Linked DNA regions of Mus musculus: regions 2, 3, 4 and 5 are each linked to region 1. The links are chromatin loops, found by intact Hi-C in ENCODE. Cell type or tissue: heart. All regions are shown on one strand.

Evidence for each region. Peaks named below come from ENCODE experiments on the same cell type or tissue, not always from the same donor. Only the 100,000 strongest peaks of a DNase experiment are listed, where the experiment ranks them.
Region 2: a loop joins it to region 1, with 8 times the contacts of the local background. A loop is called at or near these places in 14 of 42 quality-filtered maps.
Region 3: it touches region 1 in a loop (2.2-fold over the local background); 2 of 42 quality-filtered maps call a loop at or near these places.
Region 4: a loop joins it to region 1, with 2.4 times the contacts of the local background. A loop is called at or near these places in 4 of 42 quality-filtered maps.
Region 5: a loop joins it to region 1, with 2.8 times the contacts of the local background. A loop is called at or near these places in 5 of 42 quality-filtered maps.

Annotation. Positions count from the first base shown.
Region 1 is chr11:3,511,687-3,516,686 of GRCm38, forward strand. It overlaps Selenom (selenoprotein M), which reads left to right and starts at 2,998. Exons shown (of 5, transcript NM_053267.3): 1 at 2,998-3,387; 2 at 4,575-4,610; 3 at 4,800-4,834. The coding sequence starts at 3,259. In heart, a CTCF peak has its summit at 2,957 (motif pointing left); DNase peaks (open chromatin) are centred at 3,135, 4,385 and 4,660; H3K4me3 peaks cover 1,917 bases; H3K27ac peaks cover 1,532 bases.
Region 2 is chr11:3,384,948-3,389,947 of GRCm38, forward strand. All of the region lies in intron 2 of Limk2 (LIM motif-containing protein kinase 2), which reads right to left. Among named protein-coding and RNA genes, the nearest start is that of Gm51879, 13 kb to the right of the region's middle. In heart, a CTCF peak has its summit at 2,298 (motif pointing right); a DNase peak (open chromatin) is centred at 2,314; H3K27ac peaks cover 989 bases.
Region 3 is chr11:3,600,734-3,605,733 of GRCm38, forward strand. No RefSeq gene overlaps it. Among named protein-coding and RNA genes, the nearest start is that of Gm39567, 30 kb to the left of the region's middle. In heart, CTCF peaks have their summits at 1,362 and 2,209 (motif pointing left); DNase peaks (open chromatin) are centred at 1,418 and 2,138.
Region 4 is chr11:3,453,920-3,458,919 of GRCm38, forward strand. All of the region lies in intron 1 of 8430429K09Rik (RIKEN cDNA 8430429K09 gene), which reads left to right. Among named protein-coding and RNA genes, the nearest start is that of Rnf185, 3.5 kb to the left of the region's middle. In heart, a CTCF peak has its summit at 2,625 (motif pointing right); a DNase peak (open chromatin) is centred at 2,632.
Region 5 is chr11:3,344,825-3,349,824 of GRCm38, forward strand. It overlaps Limk2 (LIM motif-containing protein kinase 2), which reads right to left. Exons shown (of 16, transcript NM_010718.4): 12 at 3,770-3,835; 13 at 2,750-2,924; 14 at 2,228-2,283; 15 at 1,411-1,568; 16 at 1-1,060. The coding sequence ends at 916. Among named protein-coding and RNA genes, the nearest start is that of Gm12592, 16 kb to the left of the region's middle. In heart, a CTCF peak has its summit at 2,449 (motif pointing right); DNase peaks (open chromatin) are centred at 327, 1,727, 2,457 and 3,897; H3K4me3 peaks cover 779 bases; H3K27ac peaks cover 2,378 bases.

The DNA of each region.
Region 1 (5,000 bases):
TTGTTATTGTTGTTGCTGCTGCTGCTGTTGTTATTGTTGTTTTTGAGACAGGGTTTCTCTCTGTAGCCCTGGCTGTCCTGGAACTCACTCTGTAGACCAGGCTGACCTCAAACTCAGAAATCTGCCTGCCTCTGCCTCTCAAGTGCTGGGATTAAAGGTGTGTGCCACCACTGCCTGACTTGTTTCAAACTCTTAACAATCAAGCCAATGTGAAGGAGATGTAGAAGGGTCTTTCTCTGTAGCCTTGAGCTTGAGCCAATTGTCTTGCCTCTGCCCCCCGAGTGTTGTGATTACAAGTGTGAACCATCATACACAGCTAAAATCCTCTATGTGTGTGTGTGCATGTATGCATGAATATATGTATCTATGTATTATGTGTGTGGTATTTTAGGTTTGTTTTATGTGTACTGATGTTTTGTCTGTCTGTATGTTTGTGTACAGTGCTCACAGAAGCCAGAAGAGGGCATCTTATAGTGCATCTCTTGGAACCTGACTTAGATAGAGGTGGTTGTGGGCCACCATGTGGATGCTGGGAATTGTACCGTAGAAGAACATAAAGCCATGCTTTTAATGCCAGAGCTGCCTCTCTAGCCCGTGTGTGTGTGTGTGTGTGTGTGTGTGTGTGTGTTATTTTTGAGTTGGGTTCTCATAGGTTTAGGCTGGTCTTAAACTCACTATGAAACGGAAGATTACTTTTTAAATTTTTTATTTGTGTTTTATGTCTGTACTGGCTAGTTTTGTGTCAACCTGACACAGGCTGGAGTTATCACAGAGAAAGGAGCTTCAGTTGAGGAAATGCATTCACGAGATCCAGCTGTAAGGCATTTTCTCAATTAGTGATCAAGGGGGAAAGGCCCCTTGTGGGTGGGACCATCTCCCATCTCTGGGCTGGTAGACTTGGGTTCTATAAGAGAGCAGGCTGAGCAAGCCAGGGGAAGCAAGCCAGTAAGTAGCATCCCTCCATGGCCTCTGCATCAGCTCCTGCTTCCTGACCTGCTTGAGTTCCAGTCCTGACTTCCTTTGGTGATGAACAGTAGTATGGAAGTGTAAGCCGAATAAACCCTTTCCTCGCCAACTTGCTTCTTGGTCATGTTTGTGCAGGAATAGAAGCCCTGACTAAGACAATGTCCATGGAGATTTTGCTTGCAAGCATGTCTGAACAGTACATGCATTCCCCCGGTGCTTGTAGAGGCCAGGAGAAGGCATCAGATTCCCTAGAATGAGAACTACAGACAGTTGTTAGCTTCCATGTGGGTGCTAAGAATCAAACGTGGGCCCCCTGGAAGAACAACCGGTCCTCTTAACTGCTGAGCCATCTTTCCAGCCCCTCTGAGGATGGCTTTGAATTCTGATCCTCGTGCCCTGTCTCTTAAGGGCCAGGATTACAGGCTTGTATTATCATGGCTGGCTTTTCACACTGGTGTAGGAATCCAGACTCAGTCTTCATGCTTATACAACAATTGATTCTACATGTTAAGTTATCTCACCAATATTTTTATATTTGTTTATTTATTCATTTGTGTGTGTCTGTCTGTCTGTCTGTGAGTGCTTGATATTAGAAACATGCGACGGTCAGAGGACAATCTGTGGGAGTCTCTTCTTTCCTTTTGTCATGGGTTCTGGGACTTGAACTTAGGGCATCAGACTTGGCAGCAAGTGCCTATAGTCATGGAACTATCTGCTGATGGTTCTCCCCGCCCCATTTTTAATGCGCATTTTAAAAGTGGTGGAATAAGCCCAGAAAGGTAAAAATACCTTGGATCACAAGCAGCGTTGGCTCAGTGTTGACAAGGTTCTCTGAATCCTGTGGGAAAGGGCACAGCGTGTTCTTGCTGTCTGCCAGGGATTGGTTCCAGGGCACACTTCCATACCAAAACTCGAAATATGAGGATGCTCAAATCCATAGATAAAATGGCTTAGTATTTTCCTAAAGCCCGTGTGGCCTGATCTTGTACTTTCTATCATTTCTAGATAATTTATAACACCTAATACAATACAGATGCTATAAATAGTTGTAATGCTCTATTGGTTGGAATAACAACAAGAAAAGAGTCTGTACATGTTCAGTACAGAGGCAGTTTTTACTTCCTAATATTTCCAACTTGAGACTGGTTAAATCCAGGGTGACAAAAAACTGATTGTACTTGCTGTGTCTGCTGAAGGCATGAGGACATGGAGTGCCACCTGTTTCCTCCTTGGTCCAGGGAGATGATCCACAGAGGTGTTTGGGGCTCAAATCCAGATCTATGAATTGGCCTATTTTACATTTCTGAAACAGTTCCTAATCTGCAAAACGGAGTTCATTGCTGGAGGGGGCCGTTGTGATGAGGAAGGGGAAGAGCTAATAATGGAAGGTAACACAGCCAGAGTCTGTCCTAATCACCCTGCCCTCAGGAGGTTGAGTGAAGAGTATTGCTTTGAGTTCAAGGACAGTAGGAGATTGGTGTGTACCATCTCTGACCAGATACTGTTCTAATGAGATGCATTGTGTATATTAACCCTCCCAGCCTTTTCTAGGTAAAAAAGGATAGGTAGTATTCCTTTGTAAGAATTTATATTTATTATTATTATTATATGTGTGTGTGCACCGCGTGTGCCTGTACAGGCACGGACATGCCATGGTGAGCGGTTGGGGACGCCTGTGGAGGACAGAGCACAACTTGTGGGAATTGCTGTTTTTCTTTCACTTTTTTTTAGGTTTCAGGGATAAAACTCAGGAGTCAGGCTGTCATAACAAGCGCTTTTACCCTCTGAGCTTTCTTGAGCGGGGCGTAGGTAATGGTCCTCGCTTACAACGTGTGCTTTGGGGAATTGAAGCTTTGATCGGAATTTCGTTCAAAGACATCAAAAGCGTATAAAGGAGATCTCCTAGGTTCCTGCTTCCTTATCTTAACTCTCTGACCCAGAAATCCTTGTGTCCATCTGCGAACCTCCTGCGCCCTCTGGTGACGCGAAGTAGTGCTGTCTCCTGGCATCCTGCGGGAGCGTTTCACACTTAGTGGGCAAATGCAATATGGAGATTGTGAGAACTGGGAACATGAAGTCTGGAGGACCAGAGAGTAGCTGAGACAGGGATGGGGGTTAGTGGGAGGCAACCACCCGATTTGGGTGGGATGTCAGTGGGGCTGTTTCTAGCTCTGGGGGCGTGGTTTATGGCTGGGCGGAGCTTTTGGCTTGGGCGGGGCCAGCTTGCGGGCCAGACGTGGCGCAGCGGCCGAGTTTGGGTGCAGCCTGCGGAACGTCTCCTGCCAGGCACAGATGAGCATCCTACTGTCGCCGCCGTCGCTGCTGCTGCTTCTTGCAGCCCTTGTGGCTCCAGCCACCTCCACCACCAACTACCGACCGGATTGGAACCGTCTTCGAGGCCTGGCCAGGGGGCGGGTGGAGGTGAGTGCGCCTTTTCCCAACCTTAGTACGACAGTTCCACAACCTTGCTGCCCCTTATCCCAAGAATATAGTCCGGCCTCAGGAATACCAGAATTCCCGAAACACCCCCCCCCCCTTTCCCTCCTGCACGGCCCGGGAATCATTCCTTTTATTTCCCAGCCGCATGATGAACAGCATCTACTGTGGAAGTAAGAAGTCTCGTCCTTGTGGCCTGGCACTCTGAACCCTTGCCTCTGCTCCAGGCTTGGCCCTACCGTGGGTCTCTGGCTATAATTTTTTGAAAACTGGCCCCTTAGAACCCACCTTCTCTAAGGATAACCTCACCTTTCCCCATTATTTCTCCCCCCACCCAGACTTAGTGCCTGGCATTCCAGAATCTCTTTTCTTCTGGTGGGGAGAAAAGACCTAAGCTCCTCCCCTCACTGTACTCTGCTGGAGCTGGAGGAGAGGATAGGGAAATGAGATACCAACAGTCCACAGCCACCCTGGACCACCACCACCTGCCGGCCAAAGGACTCCCCTGGAGTCTTCCTAAGTGATTCCTATGTTTGCAGACTCTTCATGGGCCTTAGCTGGTTTATTTTTAATTTAAAAAAAAATTAACAAAAGGAAGTGTAAGGGAGGCCTGAAATAGGGAGGTCTGGACTTCCTGTTGGGCTGCGGCCTCCCATCAGGAATAGAGAAGGACCATCCATACTCCCAAGTTAGGGAAGATCAGCCAGATGGTTCCTGAAGCTGAACCACAGGTGGCTGGCAGGGCTGCCTCTGCATGGGGTGGGGTAGGGACCAGATGGCAGGTGCCTCTAACAGGGCCCTTAGGGTAGTTCTGAGCTGTTCCCTTCTAGTCTGACTTTCGTCTCAAGGGCCAAAGGCCAGGGTTAGAATTCTACCGACAACAGGGAGAATGCCGTAACCCATGTCTCCTGGGCATTGGTCAGCTATCAATAACATGCAGACAGGGACCCATGGCTGGTTTCTCTCCCTCATTCTTTACCTGTGGCTCTAGGCCTGAGCTTCCCAACCTGTACAGAGGTCTTCTTGCTCACAGGACTTTACTGCCACACCTTGATGCTTCTCTTTACGCTCACTGCCTGACCCAATTCAGTGTAAAGGACGGCATAGTCTTGGCTGTATAGCTAGCCTGTGAAGGACTCCTGGTTTATTATCCCATTTCTCTCTCTCTCCAGACCTGTGGAGGATGACAGTTGAATCGCCTAAAGGAGGTGAGTTTGAAGGAAGGGAGTCCCTCTTAGGGAATAAGGAGCACTGGTCACTGACTGGGGGCCTGGTGGGAATCCCTGTACTGTGAGGCAGGAGACTGGACCTGTCTTGGTATATGACCTGACTGGGCCTCATCGTCCATGTCTATAGGGTCTGAGGCCCTGTGCTCTAATGCTATGGTTCCTCCCCAGGTGAAGGCCTTTGTCACCGAGGACATTCAACTGTAGTATCCTTTTCCTGTTGTGGGGGGAGGGGATAGGGAAGGCACCTGGGAGAAGCCTCGATATTTTTCAAAGATAGAAAATGATGTTCGTCTACCAAAGAGGCTGATATTAACTCTTCGGAGGATTCTGAGGAAGTCTAGAATTAAGGAGGGAAGAGAGCTTACTAGT
Region 2 (5,000 bases), 130 kb before region 1:
ATAAAGCATGAGGCACCAAGGACACTTGTGACACAGGCAGATGTGGGATGGTGATGTCTGTCATTCTGGAAGTCTGGTTAAAGTGGGTGAGGAGCCAGTTTAAGGGAGACCATTGCAAGTCCCAATTGAGTCTAATGTATCTAGAAGATATCTGAATGACATACTAAAGTGGGCCATGGCAGTGTTTGCCTGTGAGTTCCAGCTGCTTAGGAGGCTGAGGCACAATGATTACTTGAAAACAATCTGGGCAATACTGTGAGACTCCATTTGAAAATATAAGAACGACAAAAGGGATGTGTTAGGTAGTTGGCAGGACATGCTGGGTTAGAGCTCAGAGGGGCGCTGGGGCAGGAGGCCCTCACTTCAGGGTCTGTGTGTCGTGGACAGCAGGAATCAGAGTGTTCAGGGAGAGGAGTGCACCACAGGGCCTCACCACAGGCCTGGGAGAAAAAGAAACCTGCAATGACCAAAGAGGCTGGAGGGAAACAAGAGCGTGTGTGGATGTCATAGAAGCCAAGAAGCCAAAAGTGACAAAGCCGGACGTGATGGTTTAGGCCGACAATCCTGGCACAGGAAGCTGAAGATTGTGGATGAGGTTGTGAGGAACTTTGCATGTACAACCGATTTTAACCTGCAGAGCTCTCCTTGGTGGGGATTAGCCCCTGTGATGGTTTGTATATTCTTGGACCAGGGAGTGGCACTATTTGAAGGTGTGGCCTTGTTGGAATAGGTGTGACCTGGTTAGAATGGGTGTGTCACTGTGGGTGTGGGCATAAGATCCTCACCCTAGTTGCCTGGAAGTCAGTCTTCCACTAGCAGCCTTTGAATGAAGACATAGAACTCTCAGCTCCTCCTGTGCCATGCCTGCCTGGATGCTGCCATGCTCCCACCTTGATGATACTGGGCTGAACCTCTGAACCTGTAAGCCAGCCCCAATTAAATGTTGTTTTTTTATAAGACTTGCCTTGGTCATAGTGTCTGTTCACAGCAGTAAAACCCTAACTAAGACAGCCCTTTGCATAAAGCAGGAAGCTGTGATTTAAGTCCCTTCAGCTGGACTCCAACAGTTGTCCAGGAACACTAATTCACTTTTCTGTGCCAATACCATAACCATATCCTCTATCCTCCACTACCACCACGACCACTGCCACCACTAACTAAGTAGCCCGCAACCTAAATGCCCAGGCTCAGAACTATTGCAGAGTTTTCAATTTCGTGGAATATGAACATAATCTTATAGGCTTATAGTTCATTTATGCTTCATGCTACCCTGCTACATTCAGCCTAAAGGTAACCTTATGCAATATTTTTGGTGTAGCCATCATATGAGGTTGTGTGCATGAGGCTCATGCTAGCACTCAGAGGCAGGCGAGTTAGATTCTGGATTGGAGACACACAGCCACTTGTACCCACACACTTGTACCCACATGGCCCACTTGGGAGGCCACGCAGGATGAAGGCTAGAGGAGCCTGTGAACAGACTGATCAACCAGGCTGTCCTCTCTGCTACATCATTAAGAGCACGTATCACAGGAGCCAGAATGAATGGAGGTCAGACTGCAGTGCAGAGTCAGGGATGTTGGGTTCTGCTGTCCCTGGCTTTCTGGGTCAGTTATGGAACTGGGCTAGAACGTTACCTCTGCATCCCCAGTAGGGCCTAATCTCAGCGCCTTCACCAGCAGAGGACTCATGGAGTCAAGCAGTGACACTGGATATGAGAAGCAAGCACTGTGCCTCTGCACTATACCCACTGTGGAATTTTCAGAGTGCTTTTTTATTATTTTTATTTTTGGAAATGGGTCTCACTACATATACCTGACTGGACTGGATATGTAGATCACGCTGGCTTCTGCCCCCTGAATGCCAGGATTAAAGGCATGTGCCACCCCCACGATCTCTTCATTCAGTCATCCTTAGTTACCTAGAAAGTTCGAGGTATGCTGCGTCTGGTGTTGCGTACCTTTAATCTCAGCACTCTAGTGGCAGAGGAAGACCAATCTGTGAGCTCAAAGATAGCTGCCCCGCCCCCTCCCTCCACCTCTTCCCTTCTGCCTGCCTAAAGTCTACAAGCAAAGCAAAGTGCAAGGTTAAAGCACACTGAGGTCACATGCTGCCACATCCCAGAGTTTCCAACGGGAAGAGGTGTCTGTCCTTCCTCTCTGTCAGGCAGGCCCCAGTCAGCATTCAACAGCCAGCTTCAGTGGCTCGCCTGTTTGTGGTTTCCTCAGAGATAAACTGGATAAACAATCTTTTTCCTGAGACATCACAGGCAGTTCAGGCCTGGGCCAGCACCAGCAGTGACCAGCAGAGGGCAGAGTGGCTCCACAGCCTGCCAGCAGGAACCTAAGGCATGGAGTTGACAGCGCTCTTGCACTGGGGATGGCAAGAAGACTTCAAGGTTATCTGACACTAGCAAGTGCATGGCTCACGTTGCAGAAGCAGAAATGGGGTTAAATGACACGCCCATAATACAGGACAGCATGCCAAGACTCACAACCACAGGAGCCTGGGTTCAGATTTAGCTGGCTCTGCAATGTTAGTAGGTAACTCTCACTTCTCTAGCTTTATTGTTATTTACATCTGTGTGTCTGTTTATTTTGAAGCAGGGTCTCTCGCTTGGCAGCCATAAATCCATGATCCCACTGCCTTGGTGCTCAGACTACAGGCAGAAGCACCATACCTGGCTTGGTTCTGGCATGTGCTTTTGAGACAAGGTCTTACTGTATAGCCTAGGCTGGCCTCAGGTTCACATCACCCTGATGCAGCCTCTCAAAGTGTTAAATTACAGGTGCCTATGAAAAATCCTGGATGCTTATTTTGAAGTAGGTAAAACAAGTAACTCATTTACTGAGTTATCTTCAAGAGTAAATAAGCGACTGCTTGTAAAACAGTAAGGACCGTATCTGGCATGTTTGTAGTTCCCAGAACTGTAACTAGGATACCACACCTAGATGGGAACAATTAATATGGCTTGGCACTTCCGAGGTACCCGTTGCCAGTAGATTGTTATCCTACAGCTTCTGATTCTCTGTTTGCTGCACCCTGCTGGACTCACAAATGGAGCAGACACAGTGTGCGCCTGATGGGACCATCTTCCACTGGCATTTGCCTTACCCCAGAGGACAGACACTGACAAAGGCTTCTTATAAGATACAGCTCAGTCTGTGCTTATCACCCTGAGAAAGGAGGCCAGACAGTCACCAGTGCCCTAGAGGTGGTAGGTTCCCTTTGTTAAGGGAGCTAGGGGCCAGATCCCACAATAGCAGTTCCCTTCAGGGCTGTGGAAGACTGACAGGCAGTTTCTCCTTCTTCTAGGACCCCCGCTTAAAAGGCTAAACTTCCCCATAAAAGGCAACCACTAGCTGGAAAGAGCACTGACTGCTCTTCCAGAGGTCCTGAGTTCAATTCCCAGCACCCACATGGTGGCTTATAACCATCTGCAATGGGATCCAATGCCCTCTTCTGGTGTGTCTGAAGACTGCATACACACACACACACACACACACACACACACACACACACATATATATATAAAATAAGTAAATCTTTAAAAAAGGAGGAGGAGAAGGAGGGGAAGAGGAGAAAGAGGAGGAGGGGGAGGAGGAGGAAGCAGAAGTAGCAGCCACTGGGAAACAAGAAGTCAGGTTGTGGTGATACATCCTGACAACCAGCTACTCCAGAGGCTTACACAGCAGGGTCTCAAACTTGAGATTAGCCTGAGAAGCGCATAGCTTGGACAACTTGGTCTCAAGATAGAATTCTATAAGGACCAGAGTCTCAGCTCAGTGGTAGAACAAACACCTTGCCCAGTATGTGAGGCCCTGGGTCCAATCCCCAACAATGTAAACAACAAAATCCTCGAGAGGCTAGATGAGGTTAGGATATGCACATCTGTAGTCCCAAAGCTAAGGATACTGGAAGGATTCTGAGGCTAGCCTGAGTTACACTGCAAAACTCTACCTCAAAATTTTAAAAGGACTAGAGTGTAGCTCAGTTGGCAGAATGCTTGCATTCTATGCAGCAAAACTCTTGCTCAATCAGCACAGCATAAGCTAGGCCTGGTGGCACACACCTATAGTCCCAGCACTCATGTAAGGGGAGGCAAAGAGGATCAGAAAAGTTCAGGCTCGTCCTCAGCTACATGCACAAGTTCAAAGCCAGCTGGGATATGAGAAGGTATTAAAAAGAAGGGAAGAGGGCTGGAGAGATGGCTCAGTGAGTAAGAGCACTGATTGCTCTTCCAGAGGTCCTGAGTTCAATTCCCAGCAACCAAATGGTGGCTCACAACCACCTGTAATGGGATCTGATGCCCTCTTCTGGTGTGTCTGAAGACAGCTACAGTGTACTCACATACGTTAAATAAATAAATCTTATATTAAAAATAAAAAAAAAAAAAGAAGAAGGGGAGGGAAAAAAAAGAAGGGGAGGGAAGGGGAACAAGACAGACAGATGGGACAGTAGGGCCACCATTCACAGTTCCACAGGCTAACTTCAGCTGTGTTGAACATGTGCTCTGTCTGATTCCACTCTTGACCCCAGGAGGGGCCTAGGCCAGGAGCTTCAGAGAACAGCTCCAGATTTAGATTCAATTTAGATGAAAAGAAAAGCAGGCCAAAGCCAGGCAGTGGTGTCGCACGCCTTTAGTTCTAGCACTTGGGAAGCAGAGGCAGTCAGATCTCTGAATTCGAGGCCAGCCTGGTCTACAAAGTGAGTCTAGGACAGCCAGGGCTTGTTACACTGAGAAACTCTGTCTTGAAAGAAAAAAGAAAAAAGAAAAAAAGGAAAAAAGGAAAGAGAGAAAGAAAGGAAGGAAGGAAGGAAGGAAGGAAGGAAGGAAGGAAGGAAGGAAGGGAAAAAAAAGAAATTAAAAAAAACAAAAAAACAAAAACAAAGAATAAAAAAAAGATGAAAGAAAGAAAAAGAGAGAGAGAGAGAGAAAGGGAGAAAAGAAAGGGAAAGCAGGCCAGAGGCACACAGTTTAAACGGGACCTGTGGGAAGG
Region 3 (5,000 bases), 89 kb after region 1:
AAGATATAGCCCCCAAGAATACACACCCAGTGATTACTTTACTCAGCCAGTTTTGCCTCCTAAAGTTCCCAGAACCTCTCAAAATAATCCCATCGGTTGTGGACTGGGCTCTTAGTACATGTTCCCTGTGAGGCAGGGCTTCACGTCCCAGCTATAAGACTGATGCAGTGCTTGCCAGGGGCTCTGGTGTAAGCCTCCTTGTTTCCTTTCATTTTCCCTAATGTATGCTTTGGGAGGAAGCCTCTATGCACTGACTACACCCCTGAGGGAGCACTGCGCTCCCTTCCTTGAGATCAAGGTATTTTCAAATTTTTTTAGACTTCTCTTGGTGATCCTTCCCCGGGGCAACTATAACAAACTGGCAAGAGACCTGAAACATCAGAATTTATCCTCTGACAATTTTGGAAGCTAGAAGTCTGAAGTCAAGGCATCAGTGGTGCTGTGCTCCCTCTGGAGTTGGGGGGAGCACTCTGTCACTCTTTCCAGATAGCTGCTGTGGCCTTAGATATCCCTGGGCCTCTCTATACAACACTGGTCATCAACTCTCTATTCTAGATCCAGTTTGGTACCTTCAGAACCTTACCCTATTACACCTCCAGAGTCTTTGTGAGCGTAAACTTAGGGTAGACTGCTCATCCCTCTCTCCTCTGAGTGCTCTGTCTGTTCTCTATTCATTTACAACCGTCACTCGTAAATGAATTTATTTTAGACTTTGTCTTATAGTCCAACGCTTCTTTTCCTCACCTCTGGGACTTAGATGCAGCCTCTTGCATGCTGGGTAAGTGCTCTGTCACTGAGTTACACCTCAAGAGCTGCTGCTTGATTCTTTTGTTGTTGCTGCTAAAATTGTTTCTGTTTTTAATATTGGGAGCTTTTTTTCTGCTGGATCTTGTAATATTTTTAGTAAAATGTTTAAATTCTCTTTATTATTCTTTATCTTCAGATAGTCTTTCTGTGTAGCTCAGACTAGCCTCAAAGTTGCCATGTAACCGAAAAGGCCTTTGGATTTGGCCTCCCAAGTGCGGGATTATAGGTGTGTGCCACCATGACCAAGCTTATACATTTTAAAATGGTTTTTAAATATTTTGAAATGTATTTATTTATATTATATATATTTGTCTGTTTATTATTTATACTTATTATATATCCATTATGTATCTATTTGTGGTGAGAATTTTGGTTTCTTTAAAACCCCAGTCATGTTCTGTGCATGTTTTTGTTTTAATTCCAGGTATGGGATCTAGGGTTGCTTCAGATTGTCCACAGCCGCTGACTAGGAGTGTTTCCTGCTCTAGGAGGGCTGTGGTTTTGCAGATAGTTTATGTTTGGCATTCTGAGAGCTCTGGTGAGGGTATAAATGTGAGAGCCCCATGAAGACCTGTTGTGGCTGCTGCTCCCCCTGCTGCTGCTCCCCTGCTGTTGCTGCTGCTCCCCCTGCTGCTGCTGCTCCCCCTGCTGCTGCTCCCCTGCTGTTGCTGCTGCTCCCCCTGCTGCTGCTTCCCTGCTGTTGCTGCTGCTGCTCCCCCCTGTTGCTGCTGCTCCCCTGCTGTTGCTGCTGCTCCCCTTACTGTTGCTGCTCCCCCTGTTGCTGCTGCTGCTGCTCCCCCTACTGTTGCTGCTCCCCCTGCTGCTGCTGCTGCTCCCCTGCTGTTGCTGCTGCTCCCCCTGCTGCTGCTTCCCTGCTGTTGCTGCTGCTGCTCCCCCCTGTTGCTGCTGCTCCCCTGCTGTTGCTGCTGCTCTCCTTGCTGTTGCTGCTGCTCCCCCTACTGTTGCTGCTCCCCCTGTTGCTGCTGCTCCCCCTACTGTTGCTGCTCCCCCTGCTGCTGCTGCTCCCCTGCTGTTGCTGCTGCTCCCCTGCTGTTGCTGCTGCTCTCCCTGTGGTTGCTGCTGCCCCCCCTACTGTTGCTGCTCCCCCTGTTGCTGCTGCTGCTGCTCCCCCTGCTGCTGCTTCCCTGCTGTTGCCGCTGCTGCTCCCCCCTGTTGCTGCTGCTCCCCTGCTGTTGCTGCTGCTCTCCTTGCTGTTGCTGCTGCTCCCCCTACTGTTGCTGCTCCCCCTGTTGCTGCTCCCCCTGCTGCTGCTGCTCCCCTGCTGTTGCTGCTGCTCTCCCTGTGGTTGCTGCTGCTCCCCCTACTGTTGCTGCTCCCTCTGTTGCTGCTGCTGCTGCTCCCCCTGCTGTTGCTGCTCCCCTGCTGCTGCTGCTGTTTCCTGCTGTTGTATTGGCTGCTTTTGCTGTTTTGCTGGTTGGAGATATCGGTTGACACTCCCTTTCCCCTCTAGCCTTCTTTCTCTCAATAAAGTAGCACAAAGCATACATTTATTATTTAATTTTAAATTTTGTTTCTATGTATAGGTATTTTCTTGCATGTATGTCTGTGTACCATGTGTGTGCCTAGTGCCTTCAGAGGTCAGAATACAGCATTAGATCCCCTGGAACTGGAATTATAGGCAGTTACAAACTGCCTTGCAGATGCTGGGAATTGAACCTGGGTCTCCTACAAGATCAAGGAATGCTCTTAACCACTGAGCCATGTCCCGTTTCTTTTGAGACAGGGTCTCTTCATACCACTGGCTTGTCCTGAAACTCACTATGTAGACCAGGCTGGCTTCAAACTCACATACATCTGCCTGCCTCTGTCTCCGGAGTGCTGGGGTTAAAAGTGTGTACCACCACATCTGGCCAGCTCTCCAACTCCTCTCTGTCTTTTACAAAAGCATTTTGTTACTTTCTTGCTCTAGAAGATGCTTCAGGTTCATGTTACCTATGGCCTGCTTCAGTCTTAGAATCAGCCATTTCTCCAAAGAGAATCATGGCTTTCTGAAGAACAGTGGCAGGAACCATTAGGAATAGCACTAGAAAGTGTCGTGGTTACTGGCTTGTTGTTTGTTTGTTTTATTTAAGACAGGGTTTCTCTGTGTAGATCTAGCTGGACTGGAACTTACTCTATAAACCAGGTTGGCCTTGGACTCAGAAATCCACCTGCCTCTGCCTCATGGGCGCTGGGATTAAAGGCATGTGCCGCCACCACCCAGCTGCTGGGTTTTTTTTTTTTTAAATCTATCTCAGCATGCAAATGAAAATATGTTTTAGTAACCACTATGCATAGGTGGGTCTGAAAACATTTCTTTTTTTTTTCTTTCCATTTTTTATTAGGTATTTAGCTCATTTACATTTCCAATGCTATACCAAAAGTCCCCCATATCCACCCACCCCCACTCCCCTGCCCACCCACTCCCCCTTTTTGGCCCTGGTGTTCCCCTGTACTGGGGCATATAAAGTTTGCAAGTCCAATGGGCCTCTCTTTCCAGTGATGGCCGACTAGGCCATCTTTTGATATATATGCAGCTAGAGTCAAGAGCTCCGGGGTACTGGTTAGTTCATAATGTTGTTCCTGAAAACATTTCTGCATGTAACCATCCACACCTGTGTTGAGCTTGACCCGTGTTCATACTGGTCCATACTGATTCATCAACTCTAGTCCTTAACGCCATTCATCCTGGCCTTGTCACCTTGATAACGGAGAACCTCTACTCCAACACTAAGAACGTTCTCTCCCACCCCATGCTGCACAATTATCCCACTCCATTATACATGCATAGCAGTGTCTGTACCCACATAGGAAACAACTCCATCACCTCCAGCAACCTGCCTGTGTCCTCTAACCTCTACAGATGCTATTCACTCAGTAAATGTTTCCCCTTTGGTCAGTGCCCTGCCCTCAGCCCAGTCTCCTTCAGTGAAGTGGTTGCACATATTCATAGGAATTCTTTTTTTTTTTTAGATTTATTTATTTTATTTTATTATATGTGAGTACACTGTAGCTGTCTTCAGACACTCCAGAAGAGGGTGTCAGATCTTGTTACAGATGGTTGTGAGCCACCATGTGGTTGCAGGGATTTGAACTCAGGACCTTCGGAAGAGCGGTTGGTGCTCTTAACCACTGAGCCATCTCACCAGCCCTCATAGGAATTCTTTTGTTGCAATCTGAATCTCTTCATAGGATCCCCCAAGTTCTAAATGTTTCTTTAAAATTTTCTAAAGAGTTAATTTTAAGGTTGACTCTTCATATAGTTGTATGAGTTTTGATAAGTACAATAATTAATTTTATCTGCCATTGCTGCATCATACAGAATACTCTTACAGCTCTAAAAGTCTGCTAGGCTTCATCCCTCCGCTGGAGCTCCTGGCATCTATTAGTCATTCTAGCATCTCTGTAGTTTGTGTTTTGTTTTGTTTTGCTTTGTTTTGTTTTGTTTCATACTGGCTTTTCTTATTTAGCAATGAGATTTTTAGCTTCTTCCTTCTTATGGTTAAGTAGCTAATTTTTTATATTACTAAATATTCTTCTGTATGGCTCTTCCCTCTTTACTTCTTTGGACTCAACTAGATTGCTTCTGGGCTTTGTCAATGGCAGATGAAGCGTCTATGAACATTTGGCTACAGGTTTTAGTTAGAGGTGTTTGGCCAGGTCTGGGGGCCTGGTTTTTCGTGCTGATGTGCACCTTCATCTGTGCATAAGCAGCATCACGCACAGGCTTGTAGGCTTTTGTCTGTGATGGTCTGAGGCTTAGGCTACACTGTGAGACTGCCTTTCTGAGGTCCTCCTGCTTCTGTCTCAAAGGGTTAGGCTTATAGGTGTGCCACCATGCCTGGCTTACAGATTTTCCATATTCTTTTCTGAGGGTCACAGGAAGCTATCTTCTGGCTCAGAGACTATGTGATAGCTATTTTTGCCAACTTGATATAAGCTAGAGTCACCTAGGAAGAGAGGCACTCAATCAAGGACATCCTCTCTGTAAGATGGCCTGCAGGGACATTTTTTTAGTGATTGAGACCCTGGGAGAGCCTACCCTACTCCAGGTGGTGCCAACTCTGGGCAAATACTGCTAGGTGGTATAAGAAAATAGCCCATGTGACACAAGCCTTTAATTCAGCACTCTGAAGGCAGAGGCAGGCATATCTGTGAGTTCGAGGCCAGTCTGGTCTACAGAGTGAGTTCCA
Region 4 (5,000 bases), 58 kb before region 1:
CCAGAAGATGGAGAAAAGGTCACACCTTTTAAACTAGGCATGGAATAAAATTAGACAACTTATCAAGAAATGGAAAAGGACAGGTGGTATTGGCGGTGCACACCTTTGATCCCAGCACTTGGGAGGCAGAGGCAGGCAGATCTTTGTGAGTTCCAGGACAGCCTGATCTTCAAAGCAAGTTCAGGACAGCCAGGGCTACACAGAGAAACCCAGCTCAAAAAAACAAAAACAAAAAACAGAGAGTAGGAGGAAGGGAGGGAGAGAGAGGGAGAGAAGAGAGGAAGGAAGGGAGGGAGGTGAAAACGGGCTGGAGAGATGGTTCAGCTGTGAAGACGGGGAACCAGAGGACCCAGGTTTGATTCCAAGGAACCACACACATAGTGATTCACAACCTTACCTAACTCCAGTTTCATGGGATCTGATACCCTTTTCTGGCCTCCCTGGGTGCTGCATGAACATGTGAGTATATATGCTTCTAGACAAAACATTCATACATATAAAAAAACAAAACTACCCAAGAATGGAAGTGGGCTAGTAAGCTGAGCAAAGTCCCTAAAAAGTATCCACCATACTGGTGCATGGTCTCTTACAGCCCTTTCTCTACAAACTGACTTCCTGTCCATGTTAATCTTGATGTATCTTTTGTTGTTGCTATTGTTGTTATCTCCTGTTACATTGGATCCCAGTACAGTTTACCAGGCTGAGTCAGGACAAGACCTGAGTCCCTACCTTGTCCCTGGGGAGCTGTGCTAGCCAAAGGCAAAGCACAGTGGACTGGCTTGCTGGAGGTCCTGGGGACTCCTCAGTACCCTCTGGGGACTTCTGGCCATTCTAATCACCGAGGGACCAAAGGCAGTTAGAGTCCTGAAGCCCCTTCAGATGACTTGGGGTCGTGCTTACACTGCCAGCAGTTCCAGCTGCTAGGACCTATATCCTGATTTCCACCCGCTGACAACACAAGCTTCAGTATGTGAGTCTCTAAGTACTGTGGCCTGGCCCTCAAAAGTCCTGTCTCTGAGGGTGTAGCAAGGAGGAAGCCTTTTGCTCTGTTCTGGAATTTTTTTTTTTTTAATTTATTATATGTAAGTACACTGTAGCTGTTCTCAGATACTCCAGAAGAGGGAGTCAGGTTTCGTTACAGATGGTTGTGAGCCACCATGTGGTTGCTGGGATTTGAACTCGGGACCGTTGAGCTATCTGGCCCCTGTTCTGGAATCCTATTCTGAGCCTATTCCTGATCTGTGCTTTCTGAAATGACGTCATCACGCGAGCAGACAGCGCGGCTCCAGCTTCACATCTGTACAGTGGTTTATTTTCTCCAGCTGTCCATCCAGTCTGGAGGTCCCTTTCCCTGGAACGCGGGCTCACGAAGGCTGCTCAGTCTTCTCAGATGCATGTGGAAGTCTCTCATCCCAGATGCCACCCTAACATCACCACATAGCACCGCCGGCTTCTCCACCAAAAATCTTGTGTTTGAAGGTCACTTTTCCCTATGATGTCATAGTAACAGCCTGGAGAGAGGTGTCCCTCCGTGTATAGCTGACTCACTGGGCTTTCTCCCCTGTGCCTCCCTTATATGTTGCCATCCATCCAGATTCTTGGCACAGAATGTTAGGGACAAGCAGTCCTAAGTACTGCCATTTTGTTTTCAGATTCCATTTAATCATAGGGGAAACTATGGGAACTGGCGACTTCCCAACAGCTGAACAGCCTCTGTTAGAAGACAGTTGTCTGAGTCCAGCCATCTCAGAGACAACTTGTAAGGATACAGTTGCTTGAGTCCAGCCATCACAAGGACAGCTTCTCCATCTGGCTGGCAGAGTCAACTAAGTTCATATTCCCAGGCCTAGGAGCCAACTCCCATCCTGATTGCAGGAAGCTCCCTTGCTCAACCCCTTATGTCAAAATATAATTAGACAGTGCTCCAGCCCACCCTGCCCCTGTCATGTTATGCTTCCATCCTTTAAATATGCTGTACAACTTTCCTTCAAGGTCACAGTTCAGCTCCCAAGTCTGGTCTGTGGCCCTAATGGGTCAGTAGTGGCTTGATTACACTAAATTTGTGTCATCTGTACTGACTCGGTATTGAGTTATGTTGGATCTAAGCGGATCCCACAACAATATGAACAACGGTGGCCATTATTTTGTGCAGAGACAAATCTGTTCCTACCCACATAAATTCCTGGCTCTGCTATGGCAAAGTCCATTGCTGGTATCTTGGGAGGTTCATATTCTTTCTTTCTCTCTCTCTCTCTCTCTCTCTCTCTCTCTCTCTCTCTCTCTCTCTCTCTCTCTCTCTCTCTCTCCCACTACTCCCTACAATCCTCCCCCCACCACACTTCTTAAATTTTATCTTATGCCAAGCTGTGGGGCACACCTTTAATCTCAGCACTTCAGAGACAGAGGCAGGCAGGTCACTAAGTTTGAGTCCAGCCTGGTCTACAGAGCAAGTTCCAGGGTAGTCAGGGCTATACAAAGAAACCGTGTCTCAAAAAAAAAAAAAAAAAAAAAAAAAGCCAAACAAAACAAAAACCCAAAACAGCAACAAGAATTATACTGGTATGAGCATTTGCCTGCATGTTTAGTATGCATCACTTACATGCAGTATCCATGGAGGCCAGCAGAGGGCAGAAGATCCCCTGGGCCTGGATTACACATGGCTGTGAGTTGCCATGTGAGTGATGGAAATTGAACCCAATTCTGGGAGAAAAGGAGTGCTCTAAACTACTGAGCACCACACTCTCCTGCTTCAGGATACTCCCTCCTCTCCCAGATGCTGTGCTTGGCTCATCAGCTGCATCTTCTTTAAGACAGTAAATCTCTGAACTTTTTTTTTTTGGCAGGGAGGGCAGGATAGAAGAGAACAGCTCACCTTCCAGCCGCCAGGAACCAGCAAGAGAATCCATGAGTTTTTAGTGACATAGAGAAGCAAACAAAGGGGCCAGGGAAATGGCTCATCAATGGTGACTTCAGTCTTCAGTGGCTCTTGCTTGTAGTGCTAGGACTAGGGAAAGCAGAGAAAGGCTGATCCCCGAGTCTGCTGGCTAGCTGCTGTGAGGGCCCTGATGAAGAATAATGAAGGGCTGGTGGGATGGCTCAGCCAGCAAAGGCACTCGCTAAACAAGCCCATCGAGCTGACCTTGATGCCTGGCACTCATAATGGAAGGAGAGAAGTGACCTCTAAAAATCATCCCCTGAGCTGGCCAGTGGTGGTGCACACCTTAGATCCCAGCACTCGGAAGGCAGAGACAGGAGGATCTCTGTGAGTTCAAGGCCAGCCTGATCTACAGAGCCAGTTCCAGGACAGCCAGGGACTACACAGAGAAACTTTCCTGTCTCGAAAAACTACTAATAGTAATGCTGATGACTCCTCTAAAGAAACCCTAGTTCAATCTCTGCCTATATGAACACATGTGCTAGTGCATGTGCAGCCACACCCCGTGTTCATATATATACACACACAGAGAAAGATAGACAGACCATGATGGCCATAATCCCAGGACTTGGAAGGCTGAGGCAAGAGAACTACGAATTCAAGGCCAGCTGGGCTACAGATACTGCCTCAAAAGCTGGCTCAAGGGTTGAAAGCACTGCTTGCCCTTCCATGGGGCCTGGGTTCACCTCTCAGCATGCACATGGCAGTTCACAACCATGTGTAACTCCAGTTCCAAGGAATCTGATGCCTGCTTCAGGCTTCCATGGGCACCAGGCATGCACATGGTGCACAGCACACAGGTAGACAAAATACTTATATACACAAAAACAAGCAAAGCACACACAGGAAAGAAAGAAAAGAATAAACAAGGAGAAGAGAAACTTGCAGCCTCTCCTTTTATTAGAACGGCAAGTAGTAAATAGGATTTGGAAGGTCAGGAGTGAGGAAACGAAACAGGATACTTACACAGATGTGCCTCTCACCAATTAGTCACCACAATGCAAAACTCGTACTGTTATAATCTCTTGGTCCAGAAGAACAAATTAATCAAGGCAACCAATGTCAACATCTCCTCAATGGGTCATGCAGCGATCACAAGCCTCCTGATAAGATACAATGAGCAGGGCACACATCACTTCTGTGTGATTGCTGTGTCATTAAGTGACAGAGCTCTTCCGTAGCACTCCTGAAGTTCTGAGGCTCATCCTCTATACCACCATCACCACCACCACCCCCAAAAAACCAAAGTGCATAGCCAAATCTCAGAAGAAAACATTGGATCAACTACTACAAAATAGCTATCCAAGTGCTGAAAAAGCAGGGACTAAAGGAGACTAAAGGAACATGGCCACAAGATGTTCATGGTTTAAAGTTGCATCCTGAGCTGAGGAATGCAGAAGAGCTTTAATGAACAGTACTGAGACTAATAATAGCATTTACATATGGACGGAAGTTTAATGTTAATAAATACTGTTTCACATGGCATATATAAGGACTGTAGCTTTACTTGGCATTCAGGTTGTTTTCCCAATAGCATCTTCAGCTTATTCAACAAGTGCTTGGTAAACTGATTGCTAATGGTTGGGCCTGAGTGTGAAGGGAAAAAATAAAGTAGATAAAAGATGCTGCAAAACAAAGTGACATGGACTCGAGGACAGGCTCAAATAAAACATTAACCTGGACTTCCCAGGCACTCACAGGTGGACCTTAGCACAGCCAACACCAGGAAGGGAGTGCCACTCATGGGACCCAACATAGAGGCAGCACCGCCTGCCAAGCCCGAGCAAACTCCTGTGGTTCTCAACCTGTGGGTCGCGACCCATGTCTGCGTCAGTTGACCCTTTCACAGGGGTCACCCAAGATCATAGGGAAGCACAATTACATGACAGTTCATAGCAGCGAAACTACGGTTGTGAAGCAGGAAAAAAATAATTTTATTGCTGGGAGTCACTACAACATAAAGGGGTTTTCAGCATTAGGAAGGTTGAGAGCCACTGTTCTAACCCATCAAAGTCCATAGTTCTGGGACAGTCCAAGGCCCCCTGGGAGCATCTGCTGTTACTGT
Region 5 (5,000 bases), 170 kb before region 1:
GCCACCAATGCCTGTCCCACATTGCTGCCTGGCCCAGACATTCTAGAGGATGTGCAGTAGCTGCCACAAGGGTGCAAAGAAATTGATGGGACCCCCTTCTCTCTGCTTAGACCCAAAGTCTGAGGCAAACCAGGCTGGCATCCAGAACCCATGTACTGTTAGGCAACATGCTGAGCTTTTGACTGAGCCCACCAGCCTGGATACAGGGCTTTTAGAGGGCAGGGCCTGTTTGCAGCCCCAGTTTCTTTGGTGTTTTTGTGAGTGACTGCTTGTTGAGACAGGATGCTGAAGTGGAAACTCCCCATGCACTGATGTGGTCCCTGGGCTGTGAGCAGAGACCAGTCCTTTGTTGGATTCTGTAGGTTTTACCACATACTAAGACTCTTTAAAACCTGCTCCAAAGGGCATGGCCTGGGATGGAGGAGAAATCGCTACTGTCATTTCACATGCTTTGAAGGTTCCCCGTTTCTGTAACTCATACTACCGCTTCAAGTCCTGCACCTTGCTGAGCCAGACTCCAGAGCCCTCAGGCCAGTTCACTCCGTCATCTTGCCCAGCAGGCCCAGATCATGTTGATTAGTGTAAAGCTACAGCCTCCCAGAATCTCAATCCACAGAGGTCCCAAGTAGTCCCGAGTAACAGACTCTTGGTCTATAATCCAGGCTCTTTTATCCTCTTCACAGCTTTCAGGTGAGTGTTGGATTTACAGATAGAAACTAGGCCCCCAAAACTTGCGGAGAATTTTTTTCCCTGCACCCAAGTGCCTCCTGGGGAGGTAGTAGGGATGGCTTGTTGTGCCTCTAAGCAAGCCTTCAATCCACAGGAAACCTAGGCAGTCCTGCTCACAGCAAGGACAGCGTGCAGAGGGGGCAATGCTGGCTGTGGAATGTCCCCCTGCAGGGGGAGGGACCAGGGCTAGGGTGGCGAGTCCCGGGTTAGGCCATACTCCATGCTCACAGTGTGGTCCAGGTCTTCCAGCTCTGCTGGCAGTGGGATGGCCAGCTCCCCCAAGAACAGGGAGAGCGCCTCGAACGAGTCCTCCAGCTTTGAGAATGCCGGTCTGCAGAGAGAAGGGACACACAGACGTGAGCATCCAGAGCTGAGAACTGAACCCATGGCCCCATTCATTCCACACATTCTATTGTGGATCCACACACCGTGCCCAGATTTTCTTTAAAAACAAAACAAAACCAAACCCCACTGCTCTTCTATCTTGTCCAGCCCCCTTGCTTCTGAGCTGCCCCTGTTCCCTAATGTGGCTGTCGGAGATGTCAGGGGCTTGAGTGGTTTAGCAGTTTACTCTGGCGCTCAAGGATTCAACTGCTCATCCAGGGAAGGGCAGGGGTTGATCTAAAGCAAGCGTCTCGGGCCAGAGTGCTGTAAGGTGGGAGGAAGAGGTGAGACACCAACCTGCTTTCAGGCTCTAGTTTGCAGCAGATAGCAGCCAGGGGGAAGAAGGCTGGGGGACAGTCTGTTGGGACAAACTTCTCCCAGAAAAGCTTAACATTGAGGCCAAAGTCCAGTGTGCGGGGCAGGCAATCAGGATCCGCATATACCTGCCCAATGATCTGCAGGCAAAAAGAGGGATGGTCAGGAAGGACTACAGAGGCCAGAGACAGGAGGGAGGGTTGCTCTTATAGACAGATACGCAGGGCAGCAAAACCTCAAGTTAGAGGGGCAGCCCTGTGCCCCACCTCCCTTCCCATGCTAATCTAGACCCCTCTCTAGAGTCCGGATACTGAGGAGGGCTCAGAAGAGGCCTCCCTGCAGCAGAAGCAATGCTGGTAACTGGTACCTGAAAACTAGAAGCTTCCACTTACCCTACCCTGCCCATATCCCGTTACAGCTATGTCCTCTACCGGGTCAAGGTTCCGGGTCAAGGCTCTACAAGGGGAGGGACTGGGTTTGACTGATGTCTGAAACCCTTTGGCTGCCATCACCTTAATTTTCTATAGGTGACAGATATTCTATTGCAGTCTACTGAAGGAAGCTACTTCGTAAAAAATACTTGAATTATTCTAACCATCGTGTGTCTCTCCTGTCCCTTATAATTTTGTAAGAGTGAGAAAAGGTTCTCAATGTGTCTACGTGACTCAGGGCTTTGAGAGATACTGGGCTGGGCTGCAGCCTAACCACTGAGTTTGTGGCAAACTGTTCACTTGTAAGAGAGAAACCCAGATCTCAGGGAGGGAGGGAGGGCTCCTCGGGTATCTGAGCCCGAGCTTACCTCACAGAGAACGATCCCAAAAGAGAAGACATCCACCGTCTCATCGTAGCTCTTGCCTTGGGGAAGAGAGGGAAGCAGCTTTCAGGTGGCAGAGCCAAGAACTAGGGCTTCAGCAGCCCCAAAGGTGCCCAGGGTGGCCACTGACTGAGTGTCATAAAGAACTACACCCAGGTTCAGGATCATCTAGACTGACCATGAGCCAGGGTTAGCCAGCATCCACCAGGGGGCACCATACTTCAGCTCTTGATCTGGAGATGGAAGGCGAAGGCTAGAGAACTCGGAACAGCCTGGGCCATTTGGAGACAAAAGATCCCTAGAGCTTACCAGCCACCCAGGATGGCTTGCTGCTTTCCCAGCTGTGATTAAAAGTTTATGAGGCCTGGCCTGGCCAAGCCTGAAAGATCATCGGCCTCCTCTGAGTGCCTGTCCCTGTCACAGGCCTCCCCAGCTTACAGCACCTAATTTAAGACATGGCTTCTGTCTTCCCTCTGGCTCTTTTCCCTCCATGGATTTTGAACTTACCATTCAGCATCTCGGGGGCCATCCAGTAGGGGTTTCCCACCACAGTGTAGCGCTTTTTGCGGTCACTCTTGCGTAAGGTGCGTTTCTTGGTGGTGGCCTTCTCTACTGGAGGCCTTTTCCTCTCTTCTACTATAAGCCGTGACAGCCCAAAGTCGGCTACTACCACTGTCTTGTCCTAGTAGGACAAGGGCTAGGTCAGGACCCGGTGGGGGGGGGGGGGCTTCTCTAACCTGTCCCTGGGGTGTAGGCAAAGGCAAGAGAGGCCACCTTCAAGGGGAGTGAAGAGGAGAGGAGAGTCACACCAGAAAGTTCTCCTGGGAGGCAGTGGCTGGGCCTTTGTTGGTTTTTTCTTTCAGTCTGGTATCTGCCCACAGATTCCAAACTAAAGGGGGAGGAGCCTCAGGGAAGTGACCTGCAGAGTGCACTTCAGGTGACTTAGGATTTCTTGTCTATCTTCAGCCCTTTGTCTTGTTCCTAACAAGGACTTGTAGTTGCCAGAATAGGTTAAGAGAAAAGGTCAGGCAAAGGCAGTAAGGGAAAGGGAGGAGCTATGGGGCAGTGGTGTGAAGAGGGACTACTGTAGAGGGAAGCTGGCAGGAGACACAATGCTGGAACAACTCTAACTAAGGGCTGTCTGAGGAACCCTGGCCCCATGCTACCTATGTGGATTAAAGACCCTGCAGCCCGTCCACGTTGTAAAGTGGGATCAGCAAACTGTTTTAGGGGCCTGTTCCAAGGCAAGAGCTCTTCACAGACAAGGAATTCAGCCCCCATCCACACCCAGACTCCTGCCTGCCAGACAGGAGAGCTAATCCCTTCTAATAATAATCACCTCAAGGGCTGCTCCTGGGGAGGTGAAATTGTTCCTGCATGTGTGTATCTGAGAGCTTCCATAAGATGGGGATGGCAAAAGGCACTTGAAGGTAGCAGAAAGCCCAAAATAGATCCTATAGATGGTGTGTTTGGTCTGAAGCCAGAGGGATAGCCCCAGGCATCTCAGGCCAGCACAGTGGGACGTACCAATTTGATGAGACAGTTGTGTGAGTTCAGGTCCCGGTGGATGATGCACATGGAGTGTAAATAGGCCTGTAACAGAAGCAGGAGCCATGGAGCCTCTTGGCCCAGGCCACGCCCATCCTGCTGCCCCTCCCCCAGTCCCAGCTACTCCTGTCTTCTAGGCCAAGCCTGTTTAGCTTCCCATCCCCACCCCCAAGCCACGCTTGTGTCCTAACACCAACAGAAAACTGCCAGTTCCTGCCCAGGTTTTCCCACTGTCTCCACCTCTACTGGCCTCTGAGTCTCCCATCCTTGAGGCAATCTAAAGTGAGCACCCTCAAACACACTGCTCCCCCTGGCCCCTCCAGAGTCAGGCTTTAGCCCCTTTGGGAAAGCAATGACCTCCTGACTCACCTCCCCTGACACACCCTCCTCCTCTGCCTGTACTTCAGCCCCTCCCTCTTCCTGTCCAGCCATTTCTAAACTATTTTTACTAGACATTCCCGTGTCACTCTTAGGAGCTTACTTTCTCAGTCTTTCCTTTCCCCGTAGATGGGGAAGGTGACACTGCCCTCTTCCTAGCCCCCTGTACTACTTCACTGTTCCTAGGCCCACAGAGTTTTTCCTATAGCTGTAACCCAGCCTGGCTGCCTGCCAACCCCTCCTCAAAGGCTGTCATACCTCCCCCATGTACCCTCTTTCCTGAGACCCCTGTGTGTTGCTTCTGTTCCAGCCCCCACAGGGCCATCCCTTTGCAGAGCCATCTTCTCCTGTGCTGGCCATCGCTGCCTGCACAGCTCTGGCTCACTTTCTCTTTACAGAGCTGGGTGACCTCTGGCAAACTCCTGGCAAGCCCAGGACCCAGCCCTTCCTCTTCTACCTCACTTCTTCACTGTGAACAGAGGTTCCTGGAGGAATGAGCACAATCCTGGGTGCAGCCCCTCCCTCCGCGAAGTGACTGCTCCACACAGCAGGCACTGTGCTTCACTAGTTGTGAGGATGGCTAGACTCATTCCCACAATGCACCCAATAGGAACTTTAGTCTACTACTGGCTCATTCTTCAGCATTCACCTAAACATGTCCTCCTTCCCGCCTCACCTAGAACACATGTCCCCCTTCCCACCTCACCTAGAACACATGTCCCCCTTCCCGCCTCACCTAGAACACATGTCCCCCCTTCCCACCTCACCTAGAACACATGTCCCCCTTCCCGCCTCACCTAGAATACATGTCCTCCTTCCCGCCTCACCTAGA